2 separate regions of the Homo sapiens genome follow, and region 2 is linked to region 1. The links are chromatin contacts, found by Hi-C in ENCODE. All regions are on one chromosome and are shown on one strand. The core of a region is the stretch at or near the end of the contact, and the rest is flanking DNA. Distances in the headings are between cores, read along the strand shown. Region 1 holds the start of LINC00840 (long intergenic non-protein coding RNA 840). Region 2 overlaps LINC00841 (long intergenic non-protein coding RNA 841).

Region 1 (6,363 bases), core at 1,116-3,615:
GTGGCAAAGCAAGACCATGTCTCAAAAAAAAAAAAAAAAAAGAAAGAAAAAGAATAAGAAAATAGGATGTAAGAAGGAAGAGAGAGAGAAGTCACAGTTACCATTGCTAGTGGGAGGTGACTAGGTAGAAAACTCCAGGTTGGCTAACCTCCCTTCAGCTTTGCCAAGAGACCAGTCTATGCCATGGCCAGTGATGGACCCAGCCCAAGGTGCACACAGGTGATTGGGTTGGGGAGAGTGTGGAAGACCAAGTCTGGTTTTCCTTCCCTTCAGAACCCACTACAGAAATGAACAGTGGGGGACTCCAGTTCTCACCCTGGAGCCAAGATGGCAAGGTGACAGCATGTCATAACAGCTGTTCAGAGCTAGGACTCAGGGATCAAGCTGAGCTGCACACCAACTGGGGTGCTGTGGGCGAGCAATCCCTTATTATATCTAAGGCAGATAAGAGAAGGAGTTAACCCCTAAGGATCTTGTAAGGATTAAATTAGTTAATGTAGGGAAAGGTGTTAGTTAAATTCCTGGTCCATAGTATCTATTTTATTTTAATTCCTAAGAAAATATAGTATCTCTGTGTCTGCTTCATCGACCAGACTGTATTGCAGATGGTTTAAGACCAGGCAGCAAATTTGAGGTGGAGTCATGGTTATCAGAATGGCTGCCCAGACCACAAAGCTGATTTATCTCAATCATAACAGCAGCAAATTCCTGTTATTGTAGTGAATCACAGCATGTAAGCGCACAGATGCAGGCGCCGGGGTTCAGAGGGCTGGGTTGTGTGGGGAGGGTAACGAAAAACAGACACTTGCAGGGCCCTAACAATGTGTGTAGCAACTGAACCTGCAGCCTGCTTACACAAAACAGGCCTTAATGAAACTCAGTTTCAAAATGGAATATTTTTCCTAAATGATAAGGTATTGCATATGGTTCTTTTCCCATTGTGTAGTAATTCCTTCTAAAGCAAACATTTTAAAGATTTTAACTGAGGTTGGAAAACTAAAACTTGCCTCAGTATAAAAATGTCGAAGCCATCTGCTAGAAAATCACAGCTCTGCGATATAAAACACCCAGAGCTGTGTTGCTCAAACTAATTTAATCACAAAATACCATTTCCTTGATCCGAAGGGAAACATTTCTACTTGGCCACTAGAGCTTTCTGGAGAAAGGCACTTATATTTGCAGTAAGGTATATTAGTAATTTTGAATTTCAAAGAGAAAACAGAGCAGGGATTTTGGAAAACATATGTTGAAAGGGTAATTTCAATTCTTTGCAGATGAGAAAAGTTTTTGTTAAAACAACTGACAGACACTGAGAAACATGGCCATCAGTTTGAAGGAAAGTAATTGAGTTGTGCAGTTTGCATTTTATTTTGCACACGTTTAACAATTAAAAGCTTTTCTGTACTATGAGAACAAAACCCCCCAAACACCAATGCAATGGCAGAAAGTTGGGAGTCAAATCAGGCAGCACACACACGAACACTGTGTTCACATGATGAGGACCACATTTTTGAGACATTTTCTGAAAAGAACCTGTATATGTGTGTGTGTGTATGTATATATTCTTTTTTCCTGCCAGAATCTCTTGTTGAATGATCATCAAGTTAGTTCTGGAAAATAGGTTCCAATATTGCTCCATTCATTGGCATAGGTTGACTTTATCTTATTCCAATTTAATTGGCAGCTGTTTTCTTAGATAGTTTTGCATAAAATGGTGCTCAGAGAACAAGTAGAGTTTTAAACATGACACAGTCGTGTATTTGAGGATGTTTATGTTATATATGTGCTTGTTAATTTAGTAGTTATGAGTTTAATAATAACTTTGAGCTCTTTAGACATGGATCCTCATATATATTAACAAAATCAGCTGTGTGCCTTAACCAACAGTGAGCATATTTTTTAAAATGGGCCTCTGAATTGAAAATTTAAAAAAACCCTTCAGCATCCTATTAGGATTGATTAACCCACAGGAGGGTAATCCTGGTAAGCAAACGTAACCAAGATTCTCCTTCCCCAGTGATTCCAAGTGCAGCCTGGCTCTCCTGGTCAGGTGCTTCCTTTACTCAATATTTCCTGATCTGTTCCTAGATCCTAATACCACCCTCTGCGTCAACCTGTGAATGCATCCTCACTACCAGGGCTCAGGACTTGGAGCCGGGATTTTGCTGACATGGTCTTTTCTCTGGTTGTCACCTTCCATTTCTTCTTTGGTTTGCCTTTCATTTTAATGCCAGATTTTCTAAGTGTAAGAAAGGAGGGTGGAGAGTGGGCAGAAGTCATTGTTTCCATCATGAAAGTCAACATCAGTATTTCCTGTCCTGGGGACAAACCAGTGCCTCATGTTTCTGGAAACGCTGCAGCATTTAACTTCAATTTTAATCTGGATAACGCCAAAGCTTTTCCTCAAATTCACCCCTGGAGTCAGCTCATAGATGCTCTGATTTTGTCTACCATTGCTCCTCCTTAATATCTCTCGCACAGGTGCCATTGACCTTTAGATGGGCTGTACGGTGTGGGGTTCGGTGCCATGGATCTGCTTCTCCAGGGACCAGGATCTTGAGATCTTCAGGCTGGGTTTCCATGGAGGCATGGAGCTGCTTTTCCTCCTTCATAACTGCACTCAAAACAGCCCTGTTGCTCTAGAATGGAGACTTGGGCAACTCCTTCTGGCACAGATTTGTTCACCTCAGGTGAAATTCAGATAGAAGCAAGCTGCAGGCAGTTTCACCTCTAAGTCCATGGGTTCTCAACTGGTAACGTCCTCTTATGGATGTTAGCCCATGAGGTCAATCCTGTAGCAATCTAAGGCTTGAGAAAAATTAATCTTCTGGAAAATTCCAAGAATACATCTTAGGGAAACTGGCTCTACCTTTATGACTTGGATCACACAAGGATATGCTTTTCATCTTGGACTAGAACTGAGAGCCAATGGATGTGTTATCTAAAACTATCCCAGTGTGTTCACTATACAGAGGAAGATTCTGAGATTCAAGACTCAAGACTGAAGAAGATCATTATTTTTATTATTTTAGTCTTATGCACAAAATGATATCTACTGAATAAGCAGGTTTTTAATAGGTGACTTATATATGTTAGCAAAAATAAACACTTTGTCTTTTAGATCTATTCTAGTTTTTCAGTAGCTGTAGACTTAAGTGCTAACTTTTAGCCCATAGGATAAGAAGAAACCAAGTCCTAAAAGTAGGCCAGCACCAGGGTTCAGGCCTCTGACTTCAAGCCAAGGGCTCATCATCTTGAATTGCGCACGAATTTTTACACAGCGCCAAAGGAAACTGCCTGTACTTACTGTTGTAGGTAAGACAAACCTTTGCTTATTTTTACTTCTCATGAATAAATAGTTGCAAGAAGAACTGCTGAAACAAAGGGCATTAATGAGCTTTTGCTACATATAAATAGGGAGTGTGAACCAGCAGTGTGGCGGAAGAACATTTTCCCCTCAACTACGGCAGGACTATGCGATGTTCTCCAATGAGCTCATCTTGTCAATAATGTGTAGACCTTCATGTGCTTTTTAATTATGTGCTGATTTTATTACAAGTGAACCTGTCCTCTTGTTTGTTCCCTTATACATATTCACTGTCTTTATACCTTTCCTTTCCCTCCACGAACTGTCTGCTCATATCTTTTGCCCTTTCAGAGGGAATAGTCTGTTTTTTCTTATAGGCTTATAATATTTTAAATGTAATGATAATGTTAAGATTTTTTTGACATGTACTTTATACTTTCCCAGTTCATTATGTATATTTAAATGTTTCACTAATATTTTAAAACATACATCTTTTCTTAAATTTTCCATGGTTTTATCTCTTAGCCATTATGCTTTTGCTTTCTGTGGTATATTCCTGGGGAGTGTCTCACTGAGACCCTTCGGTTTCTCTAAGTTGGTAACTTTATCTCCCGTGATGAGAAAGCTTTTCAAAGGGAGAGCGTGACCATTTCCATATAGAGTACAGTGTTGTTTTGGGGTTTAAGATTCTATTCCCGGGTGTCATCACTTCTTTTTAAATTTAACTTTGTTATGGAAAATCTTAAGCATATGTAGAAGTAGAACAAATAGTCTAATGAAACCTCACTTGTTCATAACCTGGCTTCAATAATGATCAGTACTTAGCTATTCTTACTTCATCTACCCCTTTACTCTGTGTTTTATTTTTCCTGGAGTATTTTGAAGCAAATTCTAGAAATATATATATATATATATATATATATAAATACCAATATAGTATATATATACACACACACCGTATTGGTATTGATATATATATATATACACCATAAAATATGGATATATTTTACAACATAAAATATGGTGTGTGTGTATATTATATATATAATGTGTATAATACACACACACACACACACACCCTGGAATACTACCCAGCCATAAAAAAGAGTGAAATCATGTCTTTTGCAGTAACATGTATAGAACTGGAGGCCATTATCTCAAATGAAACGACCCAGAAACTGAAAGTCAAATACTGTGTATTCTCATTTATAAGTGGGAGCTAAATAATGTGTAAACATGGACATAGAGTGTGGAATAACAGACGTTGGAGACTCAGAAAGGGGGGAGGTTGGGAGGGCAATGCGGGATGAGAAATTACCTAACAGTTACAATGTATACTAATCAAGTGATGATTACACCAAAAGCCCAGGCCTCATGACTATGAAATCTATCCAGGTAACAAAACTGCACTTGTACACCCTAAATCTATAAAAATAAAAAAAGGAAAAAGCTATAGAATGGAATAGTATACTGCAGTCATAATAAATGAATCTCAGCTAAATATAAAAATCATTGTCCTTTTGCAGGTGCTTTGCTGGATTCAGGATGCAGACAAGGTCCACGCATTGTGGTTGGGTGAGGTGTCTTTTAGGTCTCTTTTAATCTGTAATACTTCTCCCTCTCTTTTAAAAATGCATTTATTTGTTGAAAAAACTTGGTCATGGGTCATTTTTCTGTACAGTGGATTATGTTCTGGATTTAGCTAAATGCCCTCTTGTTGAAGATTTATCTTCCATGCTTCCTGCAGGTGGTTATATCCAATGCTTGATTAAACTCACATTTTTTTTTTTTGGCAAAGCCACTTTATATGAATGCTGTGCATTTCCTGTTGTACCTTCATCACATCAGGAAGCAACAATGTCTGGCCTTCTTGCTTTCAATGTTGTTAAAATTGGTGAGTTCAGGTGTCATGGACCTAGGAGTCACCAATCCTCTACATCTTTATTGACAATTTTCTCCAGAATTCAGAGTCAGTGGTGAGCATAATGGTTGGGAGTGATGGGTTGGAGTCAGACACTCTTCAGTTTGAGTAATAGTTCTGAAAGTCACTTGTTATGCCTGAGCTAGGTTGCTCAACCCCTCAGACCTTTCAGGGCTGACTCAGCTTTAGGAGTGGATACTCCATTTTGTGTGTGGGACTGTTGTTTGAGTGGGGTGAGTTGTGTGAGCTGGACTTTGGCCCAGTCTTGGCAGAGTGGTAGTTGTGATTTAGTGGCATTCGTTTCAAGCAGATGGAATTTGTTTAGATGACCCTAAAGGTCTTTCCAAATCTGACGTACTAGGATGAATTATCAGATGGCTCCTATAGTTGGGTTACCACATATTAACGGTAAATCTGGGGGTAGGAGAGCTCACCATTCAGTTGTAATAGTTCAATAGAGATGACAATTCTGCCAGATTTGGATCCTGTGGGCAGAGCTGAGAGGTCTGTAAATTCACATTCACTCTTCAAATCCTGGTTTATAGCAGCCAGTCAAGTGTGTCACTAAGATGAAGATAAATTATAATGACTACAATTTGGTAATTCATTTACTTTACTGAAATCAGTGCTCAGTCATGTTACAGGCGCGACTCCATCTGGTTCCCATCAATGACAGAGGGAGCATCATGTTTGGACAGAGGGGCTGCATCTGTGTCTATGCAGGGAAAGCTGCATGGATTATCCAGCAAATCATGGTGTAGACCACCAGCTTGGCCAGTCCAGGTCCAAGCCAGCCGGGTGACTCTGTCTTGCTATTTATTCACTTCTGCATTCGACAAGTACTGTGGACACCTGCTGTGTGCCAGGCACTGCTCGAGGTGCTAGGGGGAGATCAGGAAGCAAGAAAAAGTTTCCCTGCCCTCCTGGAGTTGATGCGTATTCCAACTGAGAAGTGGGGGTGTAGCCAACAAACAATGAACATAATCCCCAAATCATAGAGCAAGACATGGGTGATACAAATCATGGCAAAGAAAGCATTGTGCAGACTGAGGGGTTTCTTATTTCCTGAGAAGGACGTGGATTGCAATTTAAGGTGGGATGGGGGTTGGTCCGATATGTGAGCCTGGCTAACAAG
Region 2 (6,363 bases), core at 2,552-5,051, 100 kb after region 1:
TCAGCATTGTGCATGGAGACTTCTGGGGGCAGCCAGCTAACCCAGATGGGAGGGCTTTTGCTTGAGGACGTGACCACAAAACCAGGTGCGGGAGGATTCTAGGAGCTCGGCACATCATGGAGGGAGGCCTGGGGTGGGCCAGTGAATGGGCTTCCTGGATTTAGACCATGGGGAGCAAGGAATGGTAGGATGAGCCCTGTGGTAATCAGAGGTGAGGCCACAGGGGGCCTTGATACCACACGAAGGAATGTGATGCTCTTCATTAAAGTCCTCAGGGATTGGGATCATCCAGGGAGCAAGAGAGATGGGTATCAGCCTTCTAGATGCCGCTGCACTGTGCAAGACAGGACCCTGCTCACTGCGCCTGCCTCCTGGGTCCTGGCATTGTTTAGTGCTGCCTTGGACCTCCCATCCTGAATGGAGAGGAGCAGCAGCTGTGCTTGGGCTGTGTCCTCTCACTGATGGGGTCAGACTATACCGGGGCCGTGAACCCGGTAGGATCCTGGCCTTTCTCCTAAGCCTGTGACCAGAAACACGCCCTGCCTGGCTGCTATCTCAGTACACTAGGGAGCAGGGAAGCTCTCTAAGTCCCTGGCTTCATGCCATTCAACATGGCCACCAAGAGTGGCAGCCTTGAGACTGGCAGAGCAGGAAAGCCTGCCTACCAGACTGGCTGGGTGAACAGGGCCCTCATCAGAGGCACCCATTCCATCATTCACTTAAGCATCAAATATTTACTAAGTACCCACTGTGTGCACAGTCACCTGCTTACTGCAGGGACAGAGAGGTGGGGAAGGGTAGACCCTGACTTCAACCTCCCCACAGTGCAAAGAAGCAGATGCCCAGAAAATGTTTACACATCCAGATCTGGGATCCAGAAAAGGGAGCAGTCAGCCACATCACCCTTCACCTGAATTTTGCCGTAGCATTACTGTTGATTCCACGCCTATAATGTACCCTTTGCTAGTCCACCCTCCATGTTATCTCAAGAGTGAGTTCTCTAAAAGCACAAAGCTTAAATTCAACCTGACTTTCCATTAAAAGTGGACAGGACTGTTCAGAATCTGCTCCCTCCTCCCTGTACTCTGATGTTCTTCACCTTCCCCTATGACCTCTGTCCCTGCCTGCAGCTCCAGGAATCTGGAATTGTCCTGGCTGTGGGCACTGCTGACTGCCCACCCTGTACTGCTCTCCTGCTCTCTCCTCATGTCCCATTACCCCCTGCCCAGCTCTTGGGAGGAAGGCGGCTTGTCCTCCTTCTCTGCACGCAGCATCCCCTGCGTAATTGACCTGGGGTGGAGAGTCAGGCTGAAGCGAAGATGACTTCCTTTCTGTCTCACTGGTGTGGATAAGAGAGCTTGTAGCGTGTTGCTGTTGGCTGCCCTGAGACAGACCACTGGGGCCACAGCCCTGGGATGAAGCTGAGGGTGAGGACAGTGAAACACATGAGGAGAAGGCAGCTGGGTCCCTGGTGGAGGCATTAAGATGCTGAATGGCACCTCACCTGGAGGCTGACTTGGACTCGAGTTACACACACTTAGCAATGGTTTTTGTTACTAGCAGCCCAAATTCAATAGATGTTGTTCATGCCTCCAATGCCTGTGCACACTCTGTTTAGACACAGGGTGAACACGTGTCCCACATGGCTGGGGACAGCACTGGTTTATGCCTATTGTTTGATTATCATTGGTAACCGCATCCCCTTTCCCTCTCCAGTGTTCCAAATCTGGACAATGGAGTAGGTGTTTCTGCTGCTGGAATGAGGCTGCACAGACATCTGCCTGGCACACTCCTAGCCAGAAGCCTAGAGCATCGCCTCCCTGAGGAGGCTTATCCAGCCTCTCTCTACACGTCCCTGCTTGCCTGAAGGGAATCCCGTACTCCTTTGTAACAGCCCCTGTCATGTGGACATGCTGGTACTGCATGCACTAGACTGCACTGAAATAACTTATATTTATTTTTATTAGATTGTGAGCTCAAGGGGAGGAACCACATGGCCACGTGTGCTCAATAGATGATTGTTAAAGACATAAATAAATCATTCAAGATATATCATTTTCATATAGTAGGTAGGGCCCTCTGAGCCACAAGGTGGCCATGTAATAATTTACAGGGGACAGAGCCTGACAGAGCCTTGGGCTCCTCCTCCAAGGTCATGGGCACTCACTGACCAGCCAAAAGCCGTCAGTGGAGGAATCTTCTGACCCTCCTCGGCTCACTCAGCAGCCTGCAGGGTCTGCCCTCAAGAACCTGGCACGGTGCTCTGGGCTCCATCTGGCCGGGGAGCTGGCAGCAGGACAACACCAACGATACCCCTAAAGGCCCCCAGCTGCTTGGCTGAGGATTTTGTGATGCCTGAGCTGGGTAAGGGCTGTCCCCTACTTCTAGAAGCCAAGGGTCATTTCAATGGACAGGGCCCCAGGGTCCCCACTTCCCATCTCAAAATGAAATGCCCCTTTATTCTTAAGCAGACATCAGGCGTCCTAGAACTGAACTCCATTTGTTATTTCTTTGTTGCTCTTTGTCCTCGTGCACAGGCCTGGGGGCTTCCTTGAATAGTTTCTCTATTGGAAAGACCTGAGTAAAGGGAGGTTGCATGGCTGTAGGTCTTCATTCTGTGTCTCCAGAGAAGGTTCCGTGCAGCCATGTGCTGCCTTCCCTCCTGGGCTGCCCTGGAAAACTTAGTTTATCAGATAGTCCCACCATCCTAGAACAGAGAGGGCAGAGGGGACCCCAGCAAAGGAGATGGCTCCTTAACAAAGAATGTGGGCATCTAGACAAGGAGAGTCAAAAAGAGTCCCCAACATCCTCCTAAAGCCAGCACCACCAATGAGAGTGACACAACCATTGGTGCTGAGAAGCACAGCTTGTGGCCCATGGCGGGGCAGCTCAGCACCCGGAGAGGCCTCCTGCCCTGCCTGCACTGTCCATGGGTCCCATATGGTCCTGGATTCTGAAAGCCCAGAAAGGCAGGAGCTGGAGATTTTGCAGAGATCTGTCAGAAGTAAAATACACCTATCAGAATAAACGCCTAGCATCATAACATGTATTCGGGAAGTTTTCTAGCATCATCTCTGCACTCCCACCTGCTGTCTCCAAACACAGATGGTCCTGGGCCCTCAGCATCACTGACTTGGACTTCTCAACCTCTGTGTATTTGCCCATCTATTTCTATCCGGCAAAACCGTACCAAAACTTTTAAACCCAGTTGAAATAACTTCTCCTACAAAGCCTGCCGTCTACGAGCTTCCAAAGTGGAAGAAATTGGGATTTATTTTTACTCCTAAAAACATTGGACCTCCTTGACTACAGATGTTAGGATCCTAGAGCAACCATGTGAGTGTGTGTATGTGCGCATATGTGTGTGTGCAAGCCCTAGCGACTGTCTGAGATCCCTTGGGGGGAGGCACTGTTTTGTCCAGATTCCCAGAAGTTTCTCTGTTTTGTGGTCCATGCTCTGAAACATTGAATGAGTTGATCACTTGCCTGAGGACTGGAAGGAGACTGCTGGTTTCAGGCAGATGAACTTGAAAATTATGAAGAATGATCTTTTTTCTCTTCTGGTTTGGCAAATAACTTTAATTCTCTAATGGAGAGCTTTAATTGGAACCTTGATTCTATATTCAGAGGTAATGGGCTTTACCAAAAATGGATTGGAGCAGTTCATAAATTTTTCCCAAAATGTTAACATACTACGGGGCCGATAGGGGTTGTTTAGCTTGGCAAAAAAAACTAGCATTAAAGATTAAAATAACAACTTCCTGGATTCCTGTGCAGGCTGCTAACTTGTCCTGGTGTCCTTGGGCCCTGAGTGGACAGTCGTGACATCATCAGTAATGACCATAAATCAGCAAGAATCCCAACCTCTTCATAGTTCTCTTGCAAGAAGTTTGAGGGAACAAACAGGCAGAGTGGGTGTCAAGGAATAATGACTGATAACAGCTAACTTCCTGAGTGCCCATGCCACCCACATCTCCTGTGAGGGCTGTGCCTCGGTGACCTCTGTAACCTCCTTCCAGCCTGCGAGTGGCTGGGTGCCTTCCCCAGGTCGTGTGGCTGAGAACATGTGACTGTACTGGATTTGAGAGTCCAGGTCCCTAACTGCTTTGCTGCACCTTCTCAATTAGAAATAACCTGCAGAGGTTCCAGAACAGAGAGCTTGGCTGAGGCAGAGAGGCGTACTCTGAAGGTTCGGATCTCGTGTTCTTCACTCCAGGCCAGGGACCATCGTGCCCCAGACACAGTGAGGCTGGGCTCTGGAATAGGTCTAGACTGGGTCTGGATCCAGCTCTGTGGAGGGACAGGGTACCTCTGGGCTTGTTGTTCATGCCCTCAATGCGTTGGTGTCTTCATCTGTAGAATGGGGTCTTTATGACATTTAAGGGAGACACTTCATGTGCAGGGCTCAGCACGAAATCTGGGCTTGCGGCGAGACGGAAAAGGAGAATGGGGAGGAGGAGGAAAGGCAATCGTGGCTGCGGGTGTTGGCAGGGCAGGGGGCAGAGTCTGTCTGTCCTCTTGAAATTGCTCCCATTTCTGTGGTCCTAAGAATGTTCAAAGAAAGAAAAATAAGTATTTGCAGACAGGCCCTCAGGAATCTGCTCCCCATGACTTTCTAGTGGCTGCCCTGTCTTTCAGCGCCTTTGGAGCCTGGTGCCCAATTGCTGCTTCTCCTTCACTCTTCCCCTTCTGCCCGCCCTTGCCATCTCTGGGATTGTGGGCTGGCCACTCAGCTGGGTGCCAGGGCTGGTGCTTGGGTTTGTGTGGGGGCCCCAGCACCAGTACTGCACAAATGCAGCCGGGCAACAAGTACTCTGTCCCCTCTCCTGCAGCTCCGCTGAGTGTTATACCCCAGCCCAGGACCATCAGAGGGTGGGACCCTCTGGACCACTCCCTTAAGAGTGACCTGCTGGCTATGGGACATCGGGGCCAGGCCTACCTTCCCGCAAAGTCACAGGGATGTTTCCCACAACTGAGAGGGTTTGGAGCTCTTCCACCCAGCAATCCCTTTGACCTGGAAACCAGGGGGAGAGATTTATGGATCTCCAAGTTAATGAAGCTCAAACACCAGCTGCCTGGGCTTCAGTGGAAGGCATGGCCCTTCGTTCACTTTCTCCATAGCTCTGCCGCTTTCACAGCCAGAGCCAAGATGACCAAATTCCTTACATAACCACAACACTAATTCATCATGTGTGTTTATAATAATGAACACACTTCAAGGCCATTGACAGAAAGCAGCCTCCTGATGGTTGAGTCTCCCTGGTCATGCAGTGCAAAAGCCCATCAGCCAAGCCTCGAGATCCGGGTGAGATGTGACTTATCTTGGGAATGGCTGGCTTTGAAAAATACACACAGAGTGACCCACGGCAGACCCTTAAGCCCTGTTTGCAAGCCCTCATGTATTCTCTGCCTCATTAAAAATGTTGTTTAAAATTGCCGAGGGATAATTAAACAGGCCTGTGGTTGATTTACGGAGGACAAACAGAGCTATGAATGCACAGAAATATTGTGTTGTGGGGGAGGCAATTTATGAAGATAAGGCTAACTGTTGACCAGAGGTTGGCCACAGAAGTGATGTGTCTTGATGATGCTTCAAGTCCACAGAGGCCCAAAGTGTCCAGGTATTACATGTTGACTGCCTGGCCCACATTTTGAGTTTAGTAGCTTTTTAATCTCAATACCCCAACTAACAAATGAAATGAAAGATTGTTGCCCATGCCGCTACCCCACACTCACAGACACATGTTTGGAATTTGAAGTGGAAAACAGGGTGTCTGACTGTGATACTGATGTTGGAGTGGCCCCCACTTCTCAGCACCCAGCCTTGCCTGGCAGCATGGTTGACAATCCCCCAGGTGGTTTTTATGGCAAGTTATAAATCAGAGGGTGTGGGTGCGACTCAGGCACATCTGGGTCCTCATTCTGGGAGTTCTTTGGAGTAGGATGGGGAAGGACATTGTCATTCTCTCTTTGTGTTGATGCTCTTAGTAAGCAAACAAAACACAGAATGTAGCCGAGGCTGCCTTCATAGAGGAGAACCATCCTAGAAGGCAGAGAACATGAGACTTATGAGCCCGTGACCTTCCCTGCCTGGCCAAGCTCCCTGCTGATCCAGGAGCAGCTTCGGTCCATGCCTGGAGTCCTGATGCAGGCCCTGCATCCTGGCAGCTCCTGGAGCTTCCAGCAGCTGAGCCTGGGGCTAGTGTTTTGGGGCCACAGTCTCTGTCCTGTTTGGTCCAGTCCCTCAGTGGTCGGTGGTCACAGGGACACCTACTTCCAGCCACTTTAAAAGATTTGGTCTCCACTGTGTCTGAGAAAGGCTCCTTCTACCCTGAGAGCTGTGTCCTGGAAGCCAGCCTGCAC

The links. Hi-C counts contacts between places; a loop is a spot of excess contacts on that map. Pooled maps may share reads with other maps.
Region 2: a loop to region 1 is called in a map of ascending aorta, with 1.8 times the contacts of the local background. The contact joins the enhancer-like site here to the promoter of LINC00840 in region 1. A Hi-C loop is called at or near these places in 2 of 168 maps with a recorded cell type or tissue (aorta and ascending aorta) and 3 of 50 pooled maps.

Annotation. Positions count from the first base shown.
Region 1 is chr10:43,857,046-43,863,408 of GRCh38, forward strand. It overlaps LINC00840 (long intergenic non-protein coding RNA 840), which reads left to right and starts at 2,366. Exons shown (of 5, transcript NR_038268.1): 1 at 2,366-3,315; 2 at 4,834-4,882. RefSeq lists an enhancer at 5,955-6,363.
Region 2 is chr10:43,957,795-43,964,157 of GRCh38, forward strand. All of the region lies in intron 4 of LINC00841 (long intergenic non-protein coding RNA 841), which reads left to right. Among named protein-coding and RNA genes, the nearest start is that of LINC02659, 49 kb to the left of the region's middle. Within about 2 kb of position 3,802, at least 6 of the 41 ENCODE cell types and tissues checked have a DNase peak (open chromatin) inside an H3K27ac peak, as active enhancers do; they include ascending aorta, where a contact is called at or near this core.